2 separate regions of the Homo sapiens genome follow, and region 2 is linked to region 1. A link is a loop called in an ENCODE intact Hi-C map of the cell type or tissue named here. Cell type or tissue: CD14-positive monocyte. All regions are shown on one strand. Each heading gives the region's core, and the rest is flanking DNA. Links, peaks and the distances in the headings are about the cores only.

Evidence for each region. Peaks named below come from ENCODE experiments on the same cell type or tissue, not always from the same donor. Only the 100,000 strongest peaks of a DNase experiment are listed, where the experiment ranks them.
Region 2: a loop joins it to region 1, with 7 times the contacts of the local background. A loop is called at or near these places in 4 of 110 quality-filtered maps.

Annotation. Positions count from the first base shown.
Region 1 is chr1:184,720,596-184,730,511 of GRCh38, forward strand. EDEM3 (ER degradation enhancing alpha-mannosidase like protein 3) reads right to left here. Exons shown (of 20, transcript NM_025191.4): 7 at 5,660-5,794; 8 at 3,156-3,261; 9 at 694-791. Among named protein-coding and RNA genes, the nearest start is that of EDEM3, 29 kb to the right of the region's middle. In CD14-positive monocyte, for the core only: no CTCF peak of the experiment used is centred there; no DNase peak of the experiment used is centred there; H3K27ac peaks cover 393 bases.
Region 2 is chr1:182,871,143-182,881,058 of GRCh38, forward strand. It overlaps DHX9 (DExH-box helicase 9), which reads left to right. Exons shown (of 28, transcript NM_001357.5): 15 at 1,195-1,351; 16 at 3,712-3,812; 17 at 4,908-5,121; 18 at 5,305-5,399; 19 at 5,688-5,761; 20 at 6,879-7,031; 21 at 8,108-8,268; 22 at 9,355-9,466. Among named protein-coding and RNA genes, the nearest start is that of DHX9-AS1, 37 kb to the left of the region's middle. In CD14-positive monocyte, for the core only: no CTCF peak of the experiment used is centred there; no DNase peak of the experiment used is centred there.

The sequences.
Region 1 (9,916 bases), core at 1,375-9,374:
GCCTCCCGGGTTCACGCCATTCTCCTCCATACTTTTAATCACCATGTCATACTGTCTCATACATACAACATGGATGAACTGATAGGTGAGCAAGGAAATGGTAGATTAGTTTAAAAAGAATATAGTGATATAACTGATGAGTTTGCTATATTCATTTCAGTTTGCTTCAGTTAAAAAGGTGATTCAATTGGGTTCAATAATCCTCCCACTTTTCCCAAAAAAACATGCTTGTGGTTCTGAACCAGTCTTAAGACTTGCTTTTGAAATGAATACTCACTAGTTTCTCCAGGTCTTCAAAGCCCTGTATCCTTGGTGTAATCAAAGACTAAGCCAAACTTCCAAGATTTCAAAAAGAATTGAAATACAAAGGAAAAAGCTAACTAGTAACATATTTCAATAATTCTTATCCTTGTACAAACAAGATTAGGTAAAACTCAAATCTATTACATCTCTTATTGGCAGATCTGCAAAGTTTCTGATAAAAGGTGAAAATAAAACTACTTTATCAACTGATTTTTTGGAATGTATATCACTTTTTACGCTGTCCCTGTTCAACATCATCAGGAAATACTGACACAAAACCACTACACATTTTAAAAATTATTTTTACAATGTCATTCAGGTAATGGAGTTTCTATAAAAATCTGGACTCAAATGAAGTTGATTATAAAATATAAAATTGTATCAACTTACTGTGTTAAATCTTTCCAGAAAACTGTCATCTCCAAGCAAGACATAGGCTTTCAACAGATATTCATAATATGAATCAATCCCTGCTCCAACTCCACTATCTATGGAAACACAAATGTGATTTTTCATTAAATTTTTTTAAAACCGTTAAATTTTTTTAAAAAAATAGCACTCCTTAGATTAGCATTAAATTAACATTGTGCATATATATGACTACACCAGTTTAGATTTGCCCTGGAACAGATAATTATATTTAAAATAAATAATTTGCTAACTAGTTCATAGTTTAATTAGCTCTTAGTTTCACTAGGTGGAAAATAAGCATCTTGTGTTCTTTAAGAAATTGGTATGTATAAATGAATAGTAAATTCACTTAAATCTTGAGGAAATCTAAAGATGAAGTCTCTTGTTTTGCTTTTTCCTAAAAAGGAAAAAAGAACCAAAGTCAAGAAAAATTAAAGAACAATAATAATATCTACTCTTAAAAAGAAGAAATGTTATCTAACACAAAAATGAAACCTATAGATTCAAAAAAACACCTATTTTACTGTCTTAACCAGTAAAAAAAAAATGATAGGCAGGTGGAGTCTAGACCACTTAGAACTGAACCAACTCTAGACAAAAATGAAGATGGTACAATGCTATGACTGCAAGGAAATGATTTTAAAAATTTCACAGTTTTCATGTTTGTAGCAATATGTTGATGCACAAAATATCAAAAATACAAGTCTGGATTTTTCCTCTTAGGTTTATAATACACTATCAAACTTCTATTTAATGCATTTGTATTTGCATTATAAATGCATTAAGCCTTCTCTGTTTATGTGTATGCTATACAAGCACATACATGCTGGTACGTTACCATGAAAATAATAGTTCTCATCTCAAACTAGTGACTCGTCTTTTTACCCATATTTATATACATTTCATTTCTATTGTAAGACACAACATTTTTCTAGTGGTACATTTAAATCAACATATTATGTTATTTTAAATCTTCATTTTTAAATGAGTCTTTTTAGTGTTATGACATAATGGATTTAATTTAACAGCTGAAGTATGATATGGTAACCACACTGTACTATTTAATTCACAGATGTAGGAAAATATTTGATTTTTAAACTATAACCAAGATGAGACCAGACAGTTATAAGCAGTGAAATACTAGAAAACAGTGAATGAATACACAAGATGACTTTTCATCAGTGGCCATTCAATATTTTGCTTTTAGGAACTTGGAAGAAATTGTCTTGAGTTTCAAATGTTCTGGTAAATCTAGTCATTTCTTAGCTTCCTCAGTATCACCCTGAATTACTGAAATAACTGACTGTGAAGAGTCAAAAGTTCTTTTCTGTCATTTAGATGACACAGAAAAATTTTATACAATACTGAATAAAGGTAATAATTTTAATATGTTTGAATTAATAATTTTATAATTTTTATTTATTTAAATATAGGCAGTTACCATTTATTTTACATATAAACAAGATAAGCTTTTTAGAAATAGAGAAAATGTATAAAAAAGATGCTTTCATTAAGAATATTCTAATTTATTTCCATTCATCTATGCTTATCAGGGTGTTTTATAAAGATAAAATCACAGTTCTTTGTACAATTCAATATCCTGTTTGTTCATATAACATTGTTACATGTTCCTTCCCATGCTCCTGATTTATTTTAATAACAATATTCCAACGCTGATGTAAAATAATTTTCTTAGCTTTTTTTACTGATGGTTAGACTGTTTCCCAATTTTCTGCTATTTATAAATAATTGCATGGGAACATCTTGGGAACAAATAATTTTCTATGTTTTGTATTATTCCTCAGACTAGATTCCCAGAAGTAAAATTATTAATCAAAAGGACTAACATCTCGTTACTGGGCACTTACTTCATAGTAAGTGTAGTACATGCCCGGCACTGTTCTAAGCACTTTACTTTGGTTAACTCATTTAATCCTCATACAGAACAACTAATTACTATTAATATGCCCACTTTACAGATATGGAATAGAGAGGCACACAGAGGTTAAATAAGTTTCCCAAGATCACATAGCTTGAATCCAACAACATGACCCCAGAGTCTATGCTCTTAGCTACTATATTTCTGGAGGTAGGAGAAAAAAAGAATTTATTAAACCCATATTCTTACTAAACCACACCTTGACGTGAGATGGCTGCAGAAATCTGGTTCTCTAGTTTTCAAATAAATTATAGCGTTTCATCTACACCCTATACCTATAATGCTATATCCATTAAGAAATAGAATACTAAATCATGTAGAAGAAGTGTGTCACATTTGGCATCAAAAAAGAAAATCTGGCTAAATTAATTAAAATTCCAGCAATCTTGTGAGAACCTATGCTTTATAGTATCCCAAAGATTATTTTAACAAATGAAAATTCTTTATTTCCCAACCATTTTGAGGATGCAAAGGCTTGATTTAAAAAGCCTAACTTACATACCTTTTCGTACCCAATCTCCAGTATGAATATTTATAGTCACGCCCACTAAATTACTACTTCGCTGTCTTTTTTCCCAGAGAAAATCAAGAGCTTTTCTGGCATATTCCTGTAATTTAAAAAAAAAAAAAAAAAAAAGAAGTGCATATTTGAAGAACTAAGTCTCTTTGGCAAATAGGAAACTAACAAACAAAACTCAAAGGCCGATAGGATATTTTAAGAATTAGGTTAAATTTCTAAGATAACTATTTATAAACAAATTTCCTTAAAACTCAAAGCTTGGCTCTTTTTCAACCAATCAGTGTAGTTAGGAAAGACTCTGAATACACTATTCAGAGGAAGGCTCACTTTGATGGCTCACTTTCATCTACTCTTTTTGTTTTTTCTTCATTTCATCTACTCTTGTAGCACAAGTTCATATTCACACACATGTATTATTAAATTATATTAATTGCTTACATAATTGATATACTTGTTAAAGTAATTTCTACCACTTAAAGGCAAAGTAAAAATCTCCCTAGATACTCTTATTTAGAAAACTGGAAGAGAATTTCAAAGGTAGTATGCTATCTTTGAAAGTCATTTCAGATCCTACTTTTTAAATGGTAAGCAAGTTCATTAGTAAAAAGCTATTAAATCAATTAGGCTACCAAATATTTGATAACAACAAACTTGTAACCTTATGACATGTTTGTCTTTTTCTCATTTATTTTATCTACTAGACACTAAATAAAATGAGTTGTGAACAAATTTTTGGCTTTGGATGAAAAGATGTTACAAAATATAAATGCAAAGGGCAAGTACAGGCAGGTTTCTAAATTAATTTCAGAGCATGAACCTATTTAGCACTGCAGAAGGACTTCTATAAAAGAAAAAGTCATTAAACCCATTTGTCACTTGGCAGATTACAGAGTGTAAAATAGTTATAATTCTTTACTCAAACTATGCTGATTTCTCTTAAACACAAAGCAGGTTATAATTTTAATTAAATGGCAGAATTTCAGAGCCAGGAAACTTCAAAAAGATTTCCCTAGTCTTATTTTACAGCTAAGAAAACAGGCCTAGTGAAATTCAAGATTAGCTAGAGTTTAAAATTGAATTACAGGACAAAAAAATAATATGAGAATTCAGATCTCTTTATATATATTAGACCAAGGGTCAGCAAACCTTTTCGGACAAGAACCAGGTATTTTAAGCGCTATGGGTCACACAGTAAATGGCACAATTACTCAACTCTGTCACTGTAGCACCAAAGTAGGCACAGATAAAAACAAACAATTGAGCATGGCTGTGTTCCAATAAAGCTTTATTTATAAAAACAGGCAGTGGCTGCACTTTGCTCACAGACTGCAGTTTGCCAACCCTGTATTATATCAATGCTTTGTCAACTGCATCTTCTCTGACAACAAATTACTGCGTATTCAAGAATTTTTTTTTTTAAATCATGACTTTCAACAGATTTATTAATAAACACAAAATAGCCCACTGGAAAGAGTATGGGTTTCAAATTCAGAAAGACATGGATTCTAATTCCAACTCCATGCATCATCTACCAGCTGTGCAGGTCTGTCATACTCTTTGAGCCTTATTTTCCTCACCTGTAACTGCATCAATATCTGAGAGTGTAGTTATTAAAGTATGCAAAAGTGTCCACACTTTTTAATGAAGGGAAAATATTAGTGAACAAGATATAGAGCAAAACCTTAAGTTTAAAAGATTAACCAACCAAACATGATAAATCTGTCCTTGAGACATTTGAACATACAGACATACATTCAAAGGCATACATACATACAAAGTCAATTTGTTTTCTTTACATTCAGATCTAGTATCTGTAATGCTACTATACAGTCCCTATTTCTGCTTGTTCTGTTTGCCATTTGTTGAATTTTTAAACATTAACCTAAGTCATATGCTTGAAAAAGAGGGTGCTTTGTGTTACCACTGCACTCCAATGACATGCTTAAATAATTAGATTTTTTTAATGAGAGACATAGCTAGCCCACAACTATGTGGGGATATTAAGTCTTTTGGATAATGAATAACATTTCCCTTGCAGTAAACAAATTTACAGATTACAGTCTCAATCAAGACTTAAGAACAAAAATTTCACTGTGTTTTAGAAGATTAGTGAAGGTTTCAGAACTTTCAGAAGTGCAATATGGAAGTCTAACAAATAAAACACAGGGACATAGTATTTCGTAAGACATTTATGATATCAAGGAGACATCAAATTCATTTAAGTAATATGGCTAAAAAAATTTCTAAGACTAAACCTAAACATATACTTCATAGTTGGTGAACAAAATGCAAAGTTGGATTTAACATAGCTCTCTCACAATGTTCTAGGTTTTTGACAATTAAAAACCATGTAAAGGAATTTAGACAAAAAGTTCACTAAAATAACAGTAATTCTCCAACTAATAATCCTAATATTTAACCAATGAAGAAGATATAAAGGTAGTTATGCCCAATACCCAGGATATCAAAGACCGTAAAAAGCAAACCTCAAATATTGTTGCTCCTGTGAATCGACTTAAAGCAGCAAATTCAAGGATCAAGGTACCTGCACAAGCTGTACAGGTATCTGTCTCAGTTCCTGTCCGAGCTTCTGGTTTTCTGATGCCAAACTTTAAATTAATCTGAATACAATTAGAAAATTGTCATTAGCAGTTATCAAGACAATGACCTTCTGATAAGAAACTACTTTTCAATCAAGTCTTTGTATAAAATCATGAAAATAATTCATAAAATAACTAAACACTGAAATTCAATCTGATGATCTCTGACTTTCCAATTAGCATGTAGGGAAATATATTCTAAGCATATAATATTCATGAAGTAAGTAAGCTTTTATTTCATTCCATCCTCATTGACATCAAAACTCAATTACTTCCCTTGGAGTAAACAAGTGACATGATTATAATCCAAGGGAAATTACACAGAGAAGGTATCTTTTATAACAATTTTGTTCTCTGGACAGTTTGAACTAGTAAGTACAAGAATAGGGAAGTAGACCAGCCTTAGAAGAAATTAGGGTTAGTTTAGAATTTGTGAAAAACCAGTCTATATTATATATTAACTAGTTCACCATAGAGAAAAAACGGATTGTTATGGTATACATTTGAAAGGAAATTAAAATTTCATTTACGGGTTTTAAGAGTTTGGAAATATAGAGTGTATCACCTTGCTGGCAGGCTAACAACACAAGGGAAATTTTTTCAAAGGTGTATTTCTTTATTAAGTGGAAGACAACCAAATAGGCCACGAGCGGTAGCTCATGCCTGTAATCCCAGCACTTTGTGAGGCCAAGGCGAGTGGATCACTTGAGGCCAGAAGTTTGAGACCAGCCTCACCAACATGGCGTAACCCCATCTCTACTAAAAATACAAAAATCAGCCAGGCATGGTTGCGTGTGCCTGTAATCCCAGCTACCTGGGAGGCTGAGGCACGAATCTCTTGAACTTGGGAGGTGGAGGTTGCAGTGAGCTGAGATAGCGCCACAGCACTCCAGCCTGTGTGACAGAGCAAGACCTTTACTATTACAATATGAATCTGGATTAACTAGACTCAAACTGAGCAGACACTGATTAAAATTAGAATATTTTTCAGCAATCCAAATAACCAACAAAAAAGGAGGTATATGCCAAGGATTCAGCCAACAAATAAACAAAAAAAATCAAACATAAAACACATAAAACATCACGGGTATACTCTTGGTTCAGTTATTATTCAAACTCTATATAAAGAGAAGCTCAAAAAATTTATATTTCAACTTATCTGCAGATATCAATTGCTAGGTATACCTAGTGCCTTAACAGTGTCCAATCAACAGATTCCAGGCATTTCTAAACAAACACCCCCTCAACAACAACAAAAAAACAACAAATGTAAAACGTAGGTGAGAGATGGGGATTTGATCACTGTTAATGTTGTTCTCAGTACTGCCATTTATCTTACTTTGTAAAGTGCCACTTGAGACATTTTCATGTGCTATTAGTCTAGCAGTACCCCTCCATCCCCTCCCAAACTTATAATTATCTCTACCATTTGTACTTTTGTAGGATTAGCTAGTTTTAGGTAGTTCTGCACCACAAACAAGAATGAAAAGTATCTCCTGCCCCCTTATGCTGCCTGTATCCCTATCTACAGAACTAAAATTGAAAATTGATACTAAGAATAATTAACCTAAAATGAAGCAATCCTTAATAATAAAATAAAGATGTAATCACATGAATTACACTAAGGTAAAGTATAATTTTACAAATATTTGCAATAAGAATCAACAGTGAAAAATATTTTCTGGTCAGTTCCATTAATTACTACAATCAACTAATCAATATTTATTGCTTACTTACCTACCATGTGGGGGATATTATGATAATATACAAAGGAATAGATCCTTGTCCTCAAGGAGCTTAAAATCCAGACAGAGCAAATAAGACAGATATATAAATAGAGAAAATAACTGACAATGAAAAGTCATAAATTAAGTGCCAAACAAATGGAAGCCACAAGTGCTAAAATGTGAATTTCAGAAAAGGAAATAACACTGAATTGGGAGTAGTTGAGAGCTAAGAATGACAAAGTCTAAGAGTAGTCATAAGAAAGCAAAAGCAAAATAGAAAAGAATAAACATCTCTGTATTCCACTTTCAGTATCTTTTCCCTTAAAATGGAAATACTTTGAATCATGAGCGTTTTAGTACAATAATACTTAAGATGTTTGTATATTGAACTGTACCCCAAGATGACTGCTATAAAATTTGTAAAAGGACTATTTATTAACACAATTATCTATAGTATCTGCTCATTTAAATCTTGTATCCTTCCTGAAGATAAGTGGTATTAAACAACTTTTTTTTTTTTTTAATTTTTTGTGGGGATGGAGTCTCACTCTGTCACTAGGCTGGAGTGCAGTGGCACGATCTTGGCTCACCGCAACCTCCACCTCCCGGGTTCAAGCAATTATCCTGCCTCAGCCTCCCAAGCAGCTGGAATTACAGGCACACACCACTACATCCAGCTAATTTTTGTATGTTTAGTAGAGATGGGGTTTCACCATGTTGGTGAAGATGGTCTCGATCTCTTGACCTCGTGATCCGCCCGACTTGGCCTCCCAAAGTGCTGGGATTTCAAGTGTGAGCCACTGCGCCCAGCCAGTATTAAAGAACTTTTAAATGCAGAACCAAGATGCATTTCAGCATCCAAGAGGCACTACCATTTCCACAAATCAGGGAAGAAGGGTTCAGTGCTTTTTTTGCTTACGGGATCCTCTGGTGGATCTAGGGGCTGGTAGATAGGTTCTTGTCCTCCTGACTAGGACTCAAATGACTGGGTTTAGAGATGGCACTGGTAGCAGTATATATTACTGCAGAAATTAGTAATAAGGAGCTTATTGTCCTGCTTTCTTGAGAGGTTTAAGAAAAAAAGAGATGAAAGTAGGAATAAAATAAAGCATGAGGCAATCTAGAATCTGGTTCCTCCTAATTCTGTGTTCCTGAGAGTCACAAGGCAATTTTAAAAAGGACACTTTTTTATTGCAAAGTAAAGGCATAAATTACCTACACTAAACTTGTTTACACTGTCTTTTTGCTACACTAGAAAATCCTTAAAATATGTATAAATCATAATAGAATTCTTATTAACCTTATATTTTATGGATATAATCATCTACTCAACGTTTGTAATGAGGTCTTATCTGAAAAGCTGGCAAGTTGCTTTTAATTAACTTTGAGGAAATGGCATTACAAAGTACGTACTAGCTCTAAAGTTTATATATGAGTTTAAAAAATGACCAACTCTTACAATACCATTTCTGTACAGTACATTCTTCTGAGTTAAAACCATTAATGCAAATACTATCAATTACATATGCTTATCTAAGAGAGACTGATTACACAAATTTTCATGGGCAAAAGCATACTAAGCATGTATAAGAAAGGATGGGACAGCAGTTATTTTTCTTCTATTGTCCTATTATAAAAAATCATTTTTAAAATTTTCTTGACACTTCAGAGTATAAGAAAATAATATAAGTTTCTCTGTTTTACCATAACGCTCATAGTATCTTCTGTTTTAATTCCTTGCCTGCTTCTCATGTTACGGCAAAAGTAAAGAAATGCTAGATTCCTCAAAATCTAACACCTCCATTTATAACAAAAACTAAAAGTATTTACTAAAAGTAAACTGAATTAAGTAAATGTTTATATATTGTTTAAAAAACTTTGCTTTTAATTTAATATGCTAAGAAAAAAATGATCAACAAATTTAACTGTACTAATAAGCAAAGAAATCCATATTAAAATATAATTCAATTTTTCCTCATTAAGTTGGCAAAATAATAATATACAGTAACGGTTAAATGACACATGTACTTTTACACAACACTGAGAAGTAAAAAAGAATCTTTCTGAAAAGCAATTGGGCAACAAGTACCTGATATCTTAAAAAGCATTCCCTACTCAGTGACTTATTACTTCCTCTTCGAGTAATTTATCCTAAGCAAGAAACTAAAAATGTATAAAAAGATGTGTATCAGAATGTCCACAGAGGCCGGGCATGATGGCTCACATCTGTGAGTCCAGTACTTCAGAAGGCCAAGGTGGGAGGATCTCTTAAGCCCAGGAGTCTGAGACTAGCCTGGGCAACATAGTGAGAACTCCATCTCTACAAAAATTTTTTTTAAAAATCAGCCGAGCATGGTGGCACGTGCCTGTAGTCTCAGCTACTCAGGAGGCTGAGGTGGGAGGATCACTTGAGCCC
Region 2 (9,916 bases), core at 671-8,670, 1.9 Mb before region 1:
AGATTCCAATATGTTAGTATAGGAATATATAAGCAACTTCTACAAATCAGTAAGATAAGTAAACAACTTAGTAGAAAAATGATCAAAAATACAGGCATTTTATAGAAGAGGAAACATTTGGCTAATAAACATGGAGATACTCAATCTCATTGGGACTAATAGGAAAGTATAGATCTAGATCACAACAAGACACTGCTTTATATCTGTTTATTTAATAAAAAGTGACACTAAAAATGTTGGAGAGTATGTGGATCAGCAGGATCCCTTATCCACTGCTTATGGGGATATATAAATAATGGTACCACTTAGAAAAATAGTTAAGCATTACCTTCCGAAGTTCAGCAGTTACATACCCTATAGCTTGGCAATTCCATACCCATGTTTAACCTACAGAAACTTGGATATGTTTAGCACTCCTGTTTAGACTTGAACAAGAATGCTCATAGTAGCAAATGTTCACATTAGTAAATCTTGAAAAGAAGCCAGATATGTGTAAGAGTAAGTGAATTAACTGATATATTCATACACTGGGACAGTAAACTGTCATCAGAAAGGATGAGTATAGTAATGTGTGGATGAATCTTAGCAATGCTGTTGTATATAAAAAAGGAAATCCCAAGACAACATAAAATATGCATTCCCATAAAGTAAGTAAAATTTAAAAATATAGTCGGCCGAGGCGGGTGGATCACTTGAGGCCAGGAGTTTGAGACCAGCCTGGCCAACATGGCTCGGCTCACTGCAGCCTCTCCTTCCTGGGTTCAAGTGATTATCCTGCCTCAGTCTCCTGAGTACCTGGGATTACAGGCATGTGCCACCACACTGGGCTAATTTTGTATTTTTAGTCGAGACAGGATTTCTCCATGTTGGTCAGGCTGGTCTCGAACTCCCGACCTCAGATTATCTGCCCGCCTTGACCTCCAAAAATACTGGGATTACAGGTGTGAGCCACTGGGCCTGGCCAATAGCACTCATTTCTAATCACAACTATTAGGCTACAACTGTTCTCAAAAATTGTTATTGTTATCTTAAAAATTGATAAAAGATCCATTGTGGTCCTTTATCTTGGCACTTCTGTGAGTCATCTAAGAAACTGAATTTAATTGATGTCTTATGGCTGTATAACTCTTTTAGGCATAGCTTGTTATATAAACTTAATGTAATTTCAAAAATTTTGTGTTTGTTTTTTAATAGACTGACTTCCTTTTGGTAGTACTGCGTGATGTTGTTCAGGCTTATCCTGAAGTTCGCATTGTTCTTATGTCTGCTACTATTGATACCAGCATGTTTTGTGAATATTTCTTCAATTGCCCCATCATTGAAGTTTATGGGAGGACTTACCCAGTTCAAGGTAATATTGTGGGGGTGGTATAGGAACATCTTTTGTGCAATAGGGTTTGTATTTTCTTAATCCTGGAGATTGGAGTTACAATTTAAAGAATACTTAAAATACAGGACAAATTATAGTATCAAATGTATCATAGCATTTTTGAGGAGTTTCTCTTCTGTTATTTTATACAGTAGTGAGTACAGTCTGAGAAGTGAGACCAGGTTTCATTTACTACTTGAGTAGTTTGCATATGCAGTAAGTTTCCAGGCCTTTACTTATAAAGCCAAACTTTTAAAAATTATAAAGTATAGTCAAAGGGAAATCACTGTGGTGTATAGGTAATTATGGGAATTACTGTTAAAAGTTTAAGCAGCCAGGATCAAATTAAGAATCCTTTTTAGAGCCTGAGCAACTAGATTTTGAATTAAGATTAAAGGAAGTGTATCAAGGTTATGTATTTCTGATAAGTGAGAGTTCTTTAGTATCTTTTTGTTTTTCTAAGACAAGGTCTCACTCTGTCACCCAGACTGGAGTGTAGTGGTGCACTCACTTGGCTCACTGCAACCTCTGGCTCCCAGGCTCAACCAGTCCTCCCATCTCAGCTTCCTGAGTACCTGGGACTACAGGCGCACAACACCACGCCTGGCTAATTTTTGTATATTTTGTAGAGACAAGGTCTCACCCTGTTGCCCAAGCTGCTCTCAAACTCATGGACTCAAGCAGTCAGCCTGCCTCAGCCTCCCAAAGTGCTGGGATTACAGTCTAGAGCCACTGCGCCCAGCCTTCTTTACTGTCTTTAGGAGTTGTTACCACAGTTTTCTAGGATAGTCATCTGGTAGCTGTGGGGGAAAAAAAAGAATTATGGTACATTCTAATTGAGGGCATGAAAATAAGAGAGAAACAGTGTAGACAGATACGAAGTGATGTTATGGCTATGCCAGCATGCTAAGCCAGTATAATTCACTGGGGTACAGGTTAATTCTGAAACTGCTGTACATGTGTACTGGAAATGCCATACAAGTAAATGGATGGCAAGTGGTGGGAGCTCAGTTTCTTACTACTAGGAAGAGAAGTTAAGGATAAGTGGGATTGCTAGAACAAACCGTATGTTACTGGATTATACTCAAAGAGATCAGTACGAACGTGTGTTTAGCTAAATGGAGGTACAAATGGATAGGTATAGAAATAATTATAGATAGGTGTGGATACATGTGTTAGTATACATATTTTTTTCTAGCTCTGTGCTGAGTGGGAGTAGAAGCAGTGACACCCAGTAGATAGGGATATGCCCCACATTCAGATTTTGTTTTTAATGCCATTCTCCAACTAAAGGAGCCAGATATTCCTGGAGAAATGGCTGCTTCTAGGATGAAACAATATACAAAAATGAGCCTGGAACATCTTGTCCCTTAAAGTAAGGAGGTGCCTAAAAGAAGCCCATAACGATGGGGATAAAGGGACACAGGAGCCAACCTGAAAGAGTTCCCAATGGCCAAAGCTGGAACAGTTTGAGGAAAAAAAATAACATGGTATTAGATTACCAAAATACAAAATATTTGTGTGTCTATACTGATATGTAAATAAGTGGTTTAATAAAAAGAATAGTGACAAGTGCCTCTTACAAAAGAATTTCAAATAATTTATGTAAATGGTCTCCCCATTTTTCAAACAAGTGGGCCTACACTACCTAACCCCTGAGTGGGCTGTGTTTAATAACTTCTGAAGACTACAGTGTGGGAAGAAGGGAAAATGAGTAACTTTACAGTGGAGAAATTTGGCAGGCACTACCACAGGTGATCAAGTTTTAACATCATGAGGAGTAAGTCATATTGATAGGATATGCCCTTAATATGATGTGATGAGACTGGCACTTTGGGAGTTTTTGGATATAGAGGGTGTTTTGATTATAAAGACATTCTGGGGCCATCTGAGAATCTTGGGCATAATTGATCAACAGATCTTCCAGTCCTTGCATTGAGATCCTTCTTCAGATTGACCAGAAGCCATTTTGTGTGTGCATACTGATAGAGGAAGGATGGACTGTGGTATATTGTATTGAAGTTACTTCTTTCCATGTATAACTCCCACACAATGGAAGTGTATAGATAAATGTTTGATTGAATGTTATACACAGAGGATACCCCAACTGGCTCTGGGAACATGTATAAAAGACACCTCACCCTCCTTCAAGGTCTAAGAGAGGGAAACACTGAGTTTGATTAGGAAAATAAGGTTATTGCTACTGGAACTTTTTGGCATTTGTGAAGAATCAGACTAGAGGGGTATTAAAGTAGTTTTGAACTATGAATTAGCAAATGAATTTAGGTCTGCTCCATTGTGAAAGTTGATAGTACTTAACCTGACTGGATTGTCCCTGGCAGAATATTTTCTGGAAGACTGCATTCAGATGACCCACTTTGTTCCTCCACCAAAAGACAAAAAGAAGAAGGATAAGGATGATGATGGTGGTGAGGATGATGATGTAAGTGAATTTCATGAAGAATTTCCATTATGGGCAAATTGTCAATGCAGAGAAAAAAATGAGTTAATGTAACATGCAATGTATTAGCATTACAGCAAACTTTCTTAAAAACTGACTGTAATGTCTGCCTTTGGATTAATTGATGTATTTTACTGCAAAAAAATTCCAGGTTCAGTGACAAGCTGTTTTCTATCACAAGTTAAATTATCTCTGGCGTAAAGATCAAAGGAAAAAGAAGAAAGAATGCGATGTTTAAAGGCCAGGCATGGTTAGGGACAATGCTGTTGTATAAGGTTTTGCTACTCAAAGTTTTTCAGTAGGCTGCAGCATCTGGGAAACTGGTAGAAAGACAGAATGCTGTGCCCCACCCTAGATCTACTGAGTCAGAATCTACAGTTTAACAAGATCCTCAGGTGATCTGTATATACAATAAAGTTTAAGAAACAGCAGCTATAGCTTTAGCTACAGGAGACCGGTGATGACATTATCAGGTGGACAGAGTATTAAATCAGGGAGCAATGAGGGATTTCCTAGGAGAAACAGGAAAGAAAAGACTTTGTAGTGCTTGAGAGTTGGACGACGATAGTATAGAAATGGATTATCTGGAAATACAGACTGAGACAGCCAGCAATGCAGAATTTGCTAGAAAACCTAAGATTATATCTTTTTAATCAAAAGATCTGAAGATGTAAATGAACAGCAGATTAGAAAATTTAGAAAAAGACCAATTGCAACAACTGTTTCTCAACTTGCTTTATCATTGATTCAAATGTAAACTTTTTGGAAAATACATTATTTCAATAATACAAAGAAATATACTCAGAAGGCTCCATGAGAGTTTTGAGTCAAATTTAAGTTTGTGTTTGAATTTTAGTCCTATCCTGTGAGAAATACTAATTAGTGGAAAAGTTCAGTATATTGATGTAAGCTCTACATTTTTGGAAATTAAATTTCTTCTGTATTCTATAGTGTGTGACTAGTCAACTAGAATAAATAATGACATTACAAGTAATTAGAGTCACTAGAAGAAATCTAGAAGACTTACCTCATGAGTAACTGAGACAATCCAAAAATATGTCTCCCTGTTTTTTACAGGCAAATTGCAACTTGATCTGTGGTGATGAATATGGTCCAGAAACAAGGTTGAGCATGTCTCAATTGAACGAAAAGGAAACTCCTTTTGAACTCATCGAGGCTCTACTTAAGTACATTGAAACCCTTAATGTTCCTGGAGCTGTGTTGGTTTTTTTGCCTGGCTGGAATCTGATTTATACTATGCAGAAGCATTTGGAAATGAATCCACATTTTGGTATGAGTCTTTGAATTCTCACATATTTGAGAGTGAAAATGAATGTTTTTGCTAGTGCCTTAGCCAGTATGTGAAAACAAAATTTTGTATTGTTTCTACTTTCGAATAAAAATATGTATAATGGAGAGCTGTTTGAAACCAGCTCCTGTTTTTAGTCCCTGATTGTTCTTTATTGTTATATAGGAAGCCATCGGTATCAGATTCTACCCCTGCATTCTCAGATTCCTCGAGAGGAACAGCGCAAAGTGTTTGATCCAGTACCAGTTGGAGTAACCAAGGTAAATATTAAACATTAGAGTGATGGGATTGGAAGTGACGTAGATACTAAACAAATGTTACAGGCTTTCAAAGAGCTACCCAAAAAATTGTAACCCATCTAAATTGAGGAAGAAAAAAGGAGTCTTCTCTTTCTGAGCTTAGTAGATTGTTGTTCATTAATCAGTTATTGGGTGATCTTTTTAGGACTTCTGTAATTTTCTTGTCATTTGTTACATACATAAGCAAATCAGTCCTTTTAAGTAACTAATAAGAATATTTTCTGGAGTGTAATTTTTCTTTCTTCACAGGTTATTTTGTCCACAAATATTGCTGAAACAAGCATTACCATAAACGATGTTGTTTATGTCATTGACTCCTGCAAGTAAGTTACTGGGAAACCTATTTGTCTGCTCCAGTGTTACTAACTGGAAACTTCTTACCAGTTAACAGAATCAAAAACACCTTATTTTTAAACTCCTGTGTTCTTAAATCTCCAAAATTATTGTGCATCTATATAGCATTATAGGTAATTGATAATTAAGAGTAATTATTGTTGATTACTGCAAATCAGTTACGGTAGAAAGTGACAAAGCTTGAAACTGTAACTGATGATTACTTCTCATTGCTCTTGGCTGCTGGTGTCTCACTTATTTCCCATTGGGTGTTTCCATTGATCACTGCCATACTATAGCATGCTGTTTGATGAATAAAGATGACCAGTGTTTAGCACATGACAAATATCCTACCTTGAAGGACACTCCTTTAAGGATTAAGGGTCTTCATTTTGGTATGAGATGAGCCTGGAAAAATATACCAGGAGACATTCTGTGTAGATACAGGAATTACATGGTAATTGATAAATTGAAAGGACAAAAAAGTTGAAACTTGGTTATATCTGGCCAACTTGTACCCCATGACTTCTCTTTATAATTCCTTAGTCTGTCCTGACAATGAAAACAATTTGCTGCCAACATCCATTTTAGGAAATGATGAATAGCATTCTGTGCCAATCCCAGTCATTTAGTGGCAGCTGTCTCTGTATGTAACATTGAAGGAATCTGAGGTTACTTGGGGGTTCAAATGGACCACACAGGCATCACTAGATACAGATATCCTAAAAGTTACACTAAACTTTGGAATAGAGATGACTTAAATAATTACTTTCTTTTGTGTATGTGCCATATTCCATTTAAATGCTTTGCATTTGTTAATTTATTTAATGTTTACCAAAAAAACTATAAGGTAGATAATGGCATGCAAAGTTTGGCCAAGGCAGTTCAGCTGATAAGTGGCAAGTGGATGTTACATTGCCTTTTAGTAGGTTGACAACTAGGAGTTTGCAGTCAGATTGCTGATTCTTACTTGTGCCATTCATGAATAGACATCACAAGTAGGTATGGCTTTAACTACATAGTGGAAAGCATTCACTACTTAGTGGATATATAATAGTTATTGATAATACACATGAGTCTTAGAATTAACCACTTTTTCCTATGTAGGCAGAAAGTGAAACTCTTCACTGCTCACAACAATATGACCAACTATGCTACCGTATGGGCATCAAAAACAAACCTTGAGCAACGGAAAGGGCGAGCTGGCCGAGTACGGCCTGGATTCTGCTTTCACCTGTGCAGCCGAGCTCGTTTTGAGAGGTAAGACCCATTCTTGACCTTTAGTAAGGGATTTTTGTTCTGTTCTCTGTAGGGACAGATGTGTGCAGTTATGTAAACCTGCCAATATAAGCTGATCTAAGTCTTGCCAGCCATGTTGGAATCAGGTGTAAATGTTTCGTAAGAATCTTCATCACAAATCATTTAGAGAATAAGCCAGATTTAGAAATATAGAGACCTAGATTTTAATATTATTTGTGCCTAATACATTGTATAACACTAAGTGGTTACTCCTTAGGCCTGCATTTCCCTCATTCTATAAAATATTAAGTTACTTAACCTCTCTTGTTTCCTCAGTTGTAAAAAGAATATAAATAATGCCTAACCCATAGGGTTGGTATAAGTATTAAATGATTTAATAATGTAAAATACTTTGAACAGTGTATGGCACATCATGATCTCCCAATAAGTGTTTGCTGTTGTTAATTTATACAGGTCAGATATCTCTTTTAAAACTGAAATGCTTGGGACCAGAAGTGGTTTTGGATTTTTTTTCTTGGTAATATTTGCATTGTATTTACCAGTCGGGCATCCCTAATCTGAAAATATGAAATCCAAAACGCTCTAATGAGCATTTCCTTTAAGTGTCATGTCAGAAGTCAAAAAGTTTTGGATTTTAAAGATACATCTATAAGAGCCTTTCTAGTGGCACTAAAATTACATGAACTAGGAAGGTGGGAGGTTGTAGAGAAATGTTAGTATGAGTTATCATCCTACAAAAAGTCTTGTTGTCGTTTTTAACCCATGTTTGTCAACAGGCAAGGCCTGAAGAGACCATGGGTGGAGCTAATAACATTCGCGATTTTGGATAATTTTTTCATTTTTCTTCTCAGCCTAAAAGGCTATCAAGCTGTGAGGATAAGTCAGAAACCACTATGCAACCAGATTAAATTTTGTCAACAGTGTGTATAGTGAACGATAAAAGGTCCGATGGTAATTGTAAAATAAAAGGATGAGGAAAAGGCAGCTCTGTATCCCTGATTACCTTGCTGCAAAAAGTTTATTAACATCTGTGTATACACAAGGAGGATGGTTATTTTATGCTTATTTTCTCTTAGACTTGAAACCCACATGACACCAGAGATGTTCCGAACACCATTGCATGAAATTGCTCTTAGCATAAAACTTCTGCGTCTAGGAGGAATTGGCCAATTTCTGGCCAAAGCAATTGAACCTCCCCCTTTGGATGCTGTGATTGAAGCAGAACACACTCTTAGAGGTACTTACAAATACAAACCTACTTGACGCAGATATTAATCATACCATCTGTCTTGTTCTGGCAGATAACACTTACAAATGAATCAAGATGATGAAGATGTAGTCAACAGGGCTGTGATAATAATAGTAAGGCCTCCAGTCTTACCTTAGATAGTTAGTATAGTCACTGTTCTAATGAGCAATGAGAAGGAAGAAAGGGACAATGTGAGTCTTTAAAAAAGAAAAGAAAACTTAAAAAGGCATCTCTTAACTATGTACTAAAGATCAGAACATAACTTACTCATGATACCCACAGTATTTCATATGAATCTCTTACAACTTTTTTTGTTTTTTTGAGACGGAATCTCGCTCCATTGCCCAGGCTGGAGTGCAGTGGCGTGATCTCAGCTCACTGCAACCCCCACCTCCCAGGTTCAAGCCATTCTTCTGCCTCAGCCTCCCGAGTAGCTGAGACTACAGGCATACACCACCACACCCGGCTAATTTTTATATTTTACTAAGACAGGGTTTCACCATGTTGGCCAGGCTCTTCTGAAACTCCCGACCTCAAGTGATCCACTCACCTCAGCCTCCCAAAGTGCTGGGATTACAGGCAGGAGCCACTGTGTCCAGCCTGGAACATTTATTTTTTCTTGCTAAACTTGTTAGAGGTACAGTGAAAATTAAGGGCATTGGAGCTAGATCTGAATTTGAATTTTGAATCTAGCATTTATCTACTATGTAACTTCAGAATTTTCTCTAGATTTTATTTTTTTTAAAACATTAACAGCTGGGTATCAGACTTCTTATGGCATGTAGAAACTTACGCTGCTATTATAGTTAATACTGTATTTATAGACTTCATATGAATTGTATTTGTTTTTATAACCTACAGGATTTAGTTGTAGTACCTTTATGTTGGGTGCTCCAGATTTTGATTTTGTTCTATTTTTGAGTACAGAGAATTGTTGGCCGTAGACATGGTATTAGCGATTGGCTTGACAAAAGAGGAACTCTAAACTGTCTTAACCTTAATTTAGAGTAATGTTTTGTCTGCCTAAAATTAGTGTTCATTTGTTTCTGCTCACAAAGAACTATCTCCCCACAGAGCTTGATGCATTAGATGCCAATGATGAGTTGACTCCTTTGGGACGAATCCTGGCTAAACTCCCCATTGAGCCTCGTTTTGGCAAAATGATGATAATGGGGTGTATTTTCTAGTAAGTGCTTTGTTTTATTTCTCTTCGTTAAGTGGCAGAATAATTTCAGAATCTTCTCCTCCCTGTAAAAGCAGTATTGGCTCAGATAGACAAAAAAAAAATCCTAAATGTTCTTCAGGGAAGTAACATACCTAGATATTGAGAGCAGTGTAACACTAAAAAAATGAACAGTTCCAGTAGGTGGATATCTGGGCCCAATATGGGGAAAAGGGCACTGATTTCTCAAAAGTTAAAAGCAAGCAGGCCAGGCAATGTGGCTCACACCTTGAATCCTAGCACTTTGGGAGGCCAGGGTGGGAGGGTCCCTTGTTATTAATAGTTGGTCTTGAAAGAGCGGTGTCAGGAAAAGAGGTTTATTTTATCAGAAAATGTTGAAGATTAAGAGATTTGGTATGATGGGGAAGAGAGAATATAAAAGGAAAAATATACTTGGTCATAATTTATGATAAA